2 separate regions of the Homo sapiens genome follow, and region 2 is linked to region 1. Evidence: chromatin contacts called from ENCODE Hi-C or POLR2A ChIA-PET data. All regions are on one chromosome and are shown on one strand. Each heading gives the region's core, a stretch centred on a gene start or an enhancer-like site at or near the end of the contact. The rest is flanking DNA. Distances are from core to core; before and after follow the strand shown. Region 1 overlaps ABLIM2 (actin binding LIM protein family member 2). Region 2 overlaps ABLIM2 (actin binding LIM protein family member 2).

The links. A loop is a pair of places that touch in the nucleus more often than their neighbours do. ChIA-PET counts read pairs that join two places held with the same protein, here RNA polymerase II (POLR2A). Pooled maps may share reads with other maps.
Region 2: a loop to region 1 is called in a map with no recorded cell type, with 2.7 times the contacts of the local background. The contact joins two enhancer-like sites. A Hi-C loop is called at or near these places in 1 of 168 maps with a recorded cell type or tissue (endothelial cell of umbilical vein), 1 of 37 single-sample maps with no recorded cell type and 1 of 50 pooled maps. POLR2A ChIA-PET finds 5 or more read pairs at or near these places in 4 of 52 experiments (MCF 10A, PC-9 and WTC11).

What each region holds. Positions count from the first base shown.
Region 1 is chr4:8,039,201-8,042,954 of GRCh38, forward strand. The region is part of intron 9 of ABLIM2 (actin binding LIM protein family member 2); the gene reads right to left. Among named protein-coding and RNA genes, the nearest start is that of MIR95, 36 kb to the left of the region's middle. RefSeq lists an enhancer at 582-1,537. Within about 2 kb of position 1,609, at least 2 of the 41 ENCODE cell types and tissues checked have a DNase peak (open chromatin) inside an H3K27ac peak, as active enhancers do.
Region 2 is chr4:8,078,537-8,082,884 of GRCh38, forward strand. It overlaps ABLIM2 (actin binding LIM protein family member 2), which reads right to left. Exons shown (of 21, transcript NM_001130083.2): 5 at 2,140-2,266. Among named protein-coding and RNA genes, the nearest start is that of MIR95, 75 kb to the left of the region's middle. RefSeq lists an enhancer at 190-689. Within about 2 kb of position 2,020, at least 3 of the 41 ENCODE cell types and tissues checked have a DNase peak (open chromatin) inside an H3K27ac peak, as active enhancers do.

The DNA of each region.
Region 1 (3,754 bases), core at 359-2,858:
GTCAGGTGAACTCTCAGCCAGATGCCTGGCGGGGTGTGTTTTGCATCCTCCCTTCCCCACCTCCGTCCCCTCCAAGCAGCGATGATCACAGCATTCACCTGTCCAGCCCCACAGCATAGGGGGCCGCCTTGCCCTGGGTTAGCTCCCAGCCTTCCTCAGGCTTCCCTGAACCACCCAGCCCTGACAGCAGGGGTCAGAGAGGGCAGCCTGCACGATGCCAACAGCCCCTGCCCGACCCCTCAGACAGGTTGCTAAGTGGCCTTGCAGATCCACTTTCCCCCATGCCAAGTCCTTGGGTGGTTGCCATGACAACGGGCTGCACTCTCTAATTGGCGGAAGGTCTCTGGAGTGTGTGTAAAGGGTTTTTCCTCTTTGCCTTCTTCCTTCCCACACTCCACCCAGCATAATACACACTAATATGGCCACTTACAACAGTATCATTACCATATAACCCAGTCAATGATAACACAGAATGGAAGAACGTTGCTTTTATACTCTGCACTATTGCCATGTTGAAATAAAGGTTACAAAATAATATGTTCAGTGTGACCCCATGTTATAAAAATTACACACACACAGAAGCGAGACCTGAAGGGTATCTCAGAAGCATCGGCAGGGCCACTGTGGCTGGCAGGATGTAAATGCTTTAATTTCCTCTGGTGTGCTGATTACTGTTTTTTTTTTTTTTTTTTTTTTAATAAATGCAGATTGCTTTTGGCAGAAAGAAAAGAGCAGTAAAATAGGTGATGTCCAAAAGCCCCATGGTTTATGGAGGGTCTACTGTGTGCACATTTTATCCTGGAAACTAAGATGAACGAGGCCCAGTCCCTGCCCGCCAAGCCCTCACGGTCCGTGGAGGAGATGCAGCCACTTGGTGGATTCTGGTGCATTCCTGTGCACGTGAATGGCAGGGGGAGCCGGTCTCTTCCTCACGGTGAAGGAAGGGGATGCTGCATTTGACAACCACCCACAGCAGGCAGGGGTGGGCAGCTGCAACCTGCAAAGCACCCGACGGGGACATGGAACGGCCCCTTTCTGAGACCGTGGGGGTGCTCAGCACAGAGCAGGGGGCCAGGCGCACAGTAGGTTGATGACAGACACCAGCAGAGGTGAGATAAAAAGCAGGGTGGCCAGGCGCAGTGGCTCACACCTGTACCCCCAGCACTTTGGGAGGCCAAGGTAGGTGGGTCACCTGAGGCCAGGAGTTTGAGACCAGCCTGGCCAACATGGTGAGACCCTGTCTCTACTAAAAATACAAAAGTTAGCCAGGCATGGTGGTGGGCGCCTGTAATCTCACAGACTTGGGAGGCTGAGGCAGGAGAGTTGCTTGAACCCGGGAGGCAGAAGTTGCAGTGAGCCAAGATCGTGCCACTGCACTCCAGCCTGGGCGACAGAGCGAGACTCCATTTCAAAAAAAAAAAAAAGAAAAGAAAAGAAAAGCAGGGCAGAACCCTGGGATAAGGAGGGCTTGCCCACCACATCACATCATCTTGGTGAAGAGCCGGACCGTGTGCAGTGCCCACTCATGTGGCACCAACCCCAAGGTGGGAGAGAGAGCAGGGCTGTTCGGGCTTCTGGCCTGTCTGGCCCCTGGGAGGGCTGGGATGCAGCCAGGCTGGGTGCTGACCATGGTGCTTGGAGCACGTGTCAGAATTGGGAGCACGTGTCCTTGCATTGTGGCTCCATTACTTAGAGGCTGCAAAGTCAGCTCATATCTCAGAGTGGCATCAGCGACGTGGGCACACTGATGGCAGGTCCCTGGGCAGCTCTGAGGCCAAGAGGAAGCAGCATGGCACCCCACACATTCTCCCTTGTGTCAAACTAAGAGCCGGGAGACTGGATTAATTTGTTCGAGGCCTTCTGTTTAAAACTGGAATTGTGAGCACACCTACTTGGCCGAGCAGGAAGTCCATCAAAGCTGAGACACAGTGCACCACGCTGCAGTTGACCTGGGTCAAGTGCATGCCCCACTGGTGCAGAAATTCTTTGCCCACCAACATCCCTTGGCAGGCGTCCCACCTGAAACCCCCACTTGGGTCTGCCCCGATCTCTCCTGTGGACGGGAACTCCTTCCCCTACCCAGAACAGGGATGCCATCTGGCCTGATCGTGGCTGGGTCCCCAGGGCTCCACAGGGAGCTTGTGCTCACCCATGCTTGTAACTGCCTGATGCAAGAAGAAAGGAGCCACCATGGCTGTTTACAGCACTGAGCAGCAGGGTCTCCTGGAAAAAACCTAAGCCTCGGAGTCACGGAGACCTGTGGGCTCCAAGCCCAGCTCTGCCTTGAAAGTGTTGCATGGCCTTGAAAGTGGGACCATGACAACAGAGGCCGCTGTCACTGCTCACTGCATGCACACACAGTCACTACCATCCCACGCTCCTTGCAAATGCCAGTTTGTTTAAAAAAAAAAAAAAAAAGAGGCTGGGCACGGTGGCTCACGCCTGTAATCCCAGCACTTTGGGAGGCCAAGGTGGGTGGATCACCAGGTTAGGAGATTGAGACCATCCTGGCTAACACGGTGAAACCCCGTCTCTATTAAAAATACAAAAAAAATTAGCCATGCATGGTGGCGGGTGCCTGTTGTCCCAGCTACTCGGGAGGCCGAGGCAGGAGAATGGCGTGAACCTGGGAGGCGCAGCTTGCAGTGAGCTGAGATTGCACCACTGCACTCCAGCCTGGGCGACACAGTGAGACTCCACTTCAAAAAAAGAAAAAAAAAAGAGCTCATATTTAATGAGCAGTTACTATGTGCCGTGCAGGTTCCAACAACAACAGCAGCAACAACAGCAACAGCAACAGCTACCACGAATGAGCGCTTAGCAGGCACCAAGCCGGATGCCAAGTGCTTTGCAAATGTTGGCGCTCAGAAAACAATACCCCAAAGTACGGAGCCACAGCATGCTGAGGACTTTGACCTAAGGGAGAGTGGAAGGCCTCGGAAGCAGGGTCTCTCTGACCGCCTCCTGCCCTCCTGTCTCTCACCCTCTTCCTTCCTACCCCCGCTGAAGTGAGCCATACCAACCAGAGTTCCTCTTCCCCAAGGCGGGTCATAGAAACTAGAAGTTCCTCCCCAAAGCCAGCCATGAAGCCTAGAAACATGAGTCTAACCTTTCCCTCATTCTGTGCACAACCTGGCCATGGAGCCATTCTCTGACCTAGCTTGCCTGAGAGTAGGTCCTAAGACCCCCTGTGCCCTATACCTGGAGGAAGAAGGACTCCCCAGAGAGGCCAAGGAGCATCTGAGCAGACGGCCCTGCTGTTTCCCCACTCAGTCTGTTCCCATCAGATCACACACATTTTGTCCAATCATATTTCTACATGGCCACCCAGTTATCATCCAATCTAAGCATAAAAATAGGCCAGGCACAGCGGCTCACGCCTGTAACCCCAGCACTGTGGCAGGCCAGGCGAGTGGATCACCTGAGGTCGGGAGTTTGAGACCAGCCTGACCAACATGGAGAAACCCCGTCTCTACTAAAAATACAAACTTAGCTGGGTGTGGTGGCACATGTCTATAATCCTAGCTACTTGAGAGGCTGAGGCAGGAGAATCGCTTGAACCCAGGGGGTGGAGGTTGCAGTGAGCTGAGATGGAGCCGTGGCACTCCAGCCTGGGCAACAAGAGCGAAACTCCAACTCAAAAAAAAAAAAAAAAAAAGAACAGTGTTGGCCAGACGTGATGACTCAAACCTATAATCCCAGCACTTTGGGAGGCTGAGGCAGGTGGATTGCTTGAGGCCAGGAGTTCAAGACC
Region 2 (4,348 bases), core at 770-3,269, 40 kb after region 1:
TTATTAAGAGATCAACATGCCAAGATGGATGGCTGTGCAGATGTGGGGACAGCAGGTCAGCAGTGGCCACACTCGGTGTGGGGAGGCGCTGCTCTGCTGAGCCGTGGTTGAGTGAACAGGCCTGTGCTCAAATGCCACATCCCAGCTGTGTGACCCTGGGCAACTCACTTAACCTCTCTGAGCCTCAGCTTCCCCAACTGCATAATGGGGGAAATAATAGTAAGGACTAATGAAGAGAATGGCAGGCACTCTCCAAGGTGGCTGAAGCATTGTCATTACTAACCAGGGCTGTCCTCTCAGCCCCGGCCAGACCCAGCACGTGTGGGGGTGACTGGCACAGAGCGAGGTACCTGCCACTCCAATGCGCCCCTTCCAGCATCGCTGAAGTTGCTGTAGTGTTCCAAATTTGGTTTGAGTTTTTGCACAGCTACTAGAGAAGGGAGGATTTCTCAGGCTGTCATGGATTAGACCCCAGCTCACGTTCTTTTCCTCCAAGCTCCGGGCTGTTGCTAGGTCCCCAGGATGTGGGGTCATGAGCCCCGGGCCTGGGTGCCCCTCTCTGGCTGCGGCCTGGAAGTGGCCCACAGCTGGGATAAGCCATCGCTCAGAGAGTGGCAGCCCTTCCTTCCATGTGAGGGGGAGACATACAATGAGTCCTCAGGCTTACTTCCAAATGCCGCTGACCTCAGGACTCCCGTAATAACCCACAAACGAGTGTTATTTGCAGCAAATGGGAAGTTAAAGATAACATCTCCATGGCAACACCAACGCCCTCCTTGTCAATTCTGGGACAGCTCTGGAGGCTGCTAAGTAACATGCACGGTGTGGGTGAGCTGCCAACGCTGCGGGAGGGGCCTGCCGCCTGCACGGGGCTGGGCATTTTCATTTTATATTAAAGTGCTGCGTGCACCACACCGGGCGGTCCCTGGATGACCGTGACACAGGCGGGGAAACTCATGCACCGCACAGGTCCCTCACCCTGGGTGCAAGCTCACCTTGGTTTGGAGGTTTTACTTAAAATGATGTCTTGAAGATCATTGCAGATTCCCCAGCAGTTGTAAGAAACAATACAGAGAGGTCCCATGTACCCTTCGCCTAGTTTCCCCCAGTGGTGATGCAGAATTAGTATACACCCTCAGCCAGGAAGTCAACACGGGCACATCCACCGACGTGATTCAGGTTCCGTGTGACATGTGCTCGAATGTGCATGCATATGCGTGCGTGCGTGTGTGTGTGTGTGCGCGCGCCTCACTCCATGCAGTTTTATCACAGGGCGTTTTTCATCCCCATCAATTCCTGTGATGATTTTGTTCCCATTGGGCATTGAGAACAAGCACAGCATAGATAAAAGTGGCCAGAAGACCCTCTAGCTCCCAGGAAGGGGCCCTCTGCGCTCAGAGGAGCTGCCCGCCTTCAGCTCGTCCACATATTCGCCCCTCACCTGCACCATGCGGAAGGCTTGCCTGCCTCAGGTCCCCAATCCCCCAGGGTTAAAACCGACCCCCAGCTCCTGGCCCTGAGCTGCCTCCATTCAAGGCCATTATCTTCCCAGAAGCCTTCCCTGGTTCCCAAATCGGCCACCACCCCAGTGTGACTGCACATTTGTGGGACATGTTTGGTGTCGATGGCAGCTGCCCCAGGGGCCCCCGCTCTGCAGAAGACAGAGTGCGTGGCTGTGGGGCCCCAGCCCTGACACCTGGGATGGGTCAGCCCCCTCTCCTCATCTCCATGCTGGCTTCTGCTGACATTGCTTCACCTCCTGCAGGACATCCAGGCGCCGGAAAGGCAGCTGATCCCATGGGGATGGTGGAGGGGGACTGCGACGGGGAGGGAAGGCACTTCAAAAACTCAGCACTGGCAGCCCTGGTAGCTCTGCTTCTCATCCAAAAAAAGGAGCCGGATGCTGCAAATGCCGTTAGAGAAGCCAGGGCTGGCCAGGGAAGGGGGACATAAGGCTGTTGGGACAAATTCGCTGAGCTCTGAGCCATGCTTCTCACCCAGCAGCAGGGCAGTAGTAGCTGTGTGAGGAATAGGAGAGACACAGAGAGGGTGGCGCTGGGGACACGTGCAGAGTGTGGGACCCCCACAGAGTAGGGAAGCCTGAGCGGAGGCTCTCACTAGAGCCCTCCCCCCACTTACTTGCTGATGTACTCGGCATTCAGGAGCTTCCCACAGCTCTTGCACTTAAAACAGCCCAAGTGCCAGTGCTTGTCCAAGGCTACCAGGGCCTGGCCATTCTTGATTTCTGTGCCGCAGCCCCCACAACCTGGAAGAAAGAGAAGAGAACACAGACACCCCCACCATTGTGAGAGGTGTTGGGGAGGCCTCCTGCTCTCCACACTCCGTGAAGGCCCCTGGGGCAGCCGGGAGGGGCGGGACAGACCAGCAGCCACAGCGAGTGTGCTTGGAGGAGTCTCTTACACAGCAGTCTCTGGAGCATAGGGAAGGCAACTGGGGAAGTTTGACCCTGCATGCATTGAGCACTGACTGCATGCAGCCTGGGCTATGAGCTGGGGAAACCTAGATGAAGAAACAGAGGTCCTGTCTTGCAGGAGAGCGGAGTTGGCTCCTGGCACCGAGACGTACCAGGTTGAACCCAACTGTGACTCGATGTGCCCCCCAAAGGGAAATGGACCATATTAGAGAGGGCCGAGCCAGCCCCCAGCCCCCAACCCCGTCAGCCCTGGGAGCTCTCCCGCCACACCCAGCCAGCCAAACCCACCTTCTCTCTTTCTGCCATCCCTACGGTGACTGGCGCTCTCCACCCCGTGGCCACCAGCCTCGTGGGACCCTGCCTGGCCTCCTGGTGCCCTCTCTGTCCTTCCCAGCCGTGCCTGCCCTGCTCACTTGTCCTGTGTCCCAGGGCCTGGTCTTTGTGCACAGGGCCTCCAGGTTTTGGCCCTGCCCTGAGCCAGCGGCCCACAATCCCTCCACCCTATGAGCCACCATACCGGGGGCTCCACAGCCAGCATCATGGGCATGCTCCCCTGGCAGAGCGGGTGGAGCAGGCTGGGGAGCTGGGGAGAGCCTGGTGCACGAGCCTGAGCGGGGTGCGTGTGAGTGCATGTGCATCTGTGTGCATAGGGTGTGACTGTCTAAGTATGTGGATGTGTCTTATGGGACTGTGAGCATTTGTATGTCACCTGAGTCTTCCTGTGAGTCTTCCTGTGAATATATGAGGTCAGGGGCGGGGAGTGGGAGGCAGAGCGGCAGAGACGCTGTGACAGCATCCCCAAGGGAAAGGGCCTCTCACAAGGTGAACACCTGGTGACAACAGCAGCAACTGGGACGGAGCAGGGCCCACTGAGTCAACCACCCAGGTGTGCATTGATTCATGGATCACACACGTCCTCACTCCAGGGACCTGCACCTGTCATAGCTGAATGTGCGTCAGTGTGTGTGACTGGTGCGTGAGTGTGTCTACGTATGTGTTTGTGTCTGCATGTGCGAATATGTCTGCACGTGAGAGTGTGTCTGTGTGTTTGTCGAAGTGTGTGTCTGCGTGTGTTTAAGGGTGTGGTTGTGTGTTGGGGGCATGACAAGGGAAGGGCCTCGGACCCCGTAATGGACAGGGAGGAAGAGGGTGTCTGACAAACAGGGCCTTGCCGCCTGCAGGAGCCCCTGAGTAATTCACAGACCAAGCAGGGACCCCTCGTGCCCAAGGAAACCTCTACCCAAGATGGAAAGAAGGTGGCCCCAGGGCCCGACGTGCTGGGTACAAATCCTGGCCCCCACTATGCGCTGGGTCACACTGAGCGTATTCCTCCTGCGGGAGCCCCCATTTCCTCATCGTGGGGTGGGGTGATCACCTCCTCACTTGGTGCCTGCCCGGATCCAGTGCTAATTTACACAGAAGACCTGGCCCAAAGCCTTGCGCATCCCGGGTGAACAGTGAGCATCGGCGAGACCCCCTGTGGGCCTGCTGTGCGGTGAGAGCTCAGCAGAGGCTGCTTCCCTGCGTGGCTTCATTAGTTTCTTTTGGCAGAGACCTGAGTCATATTGTTTTTAACAATTAAAACAAACGAACACTCACAAAGCCGTTGGTCAAGCTCAGGATTTCCTAAGTGACCACACTGTGCACATTCACATGCTACTTTGGAAAACAGCCAGAGAGCAGATTCAAACTCTGAGGGAAAGGGGGGCCTCTTACTCATTTCAGGACCCTGGATGCCCAGCAGAGGCTGTGGGCTTGAGAAACACGTGGGGAATGAATGAATGAATGAATGGGAACCAAAGTGAGAGGATGCCTCCGCCCTTCTCAAGTCCAGGAGGCGACCCCCACATCACCCAATCTGCCGCGCTCCTTCCTGTGTCTCTGCAGAGTCAGACGACGCACAGCCCTGACTTA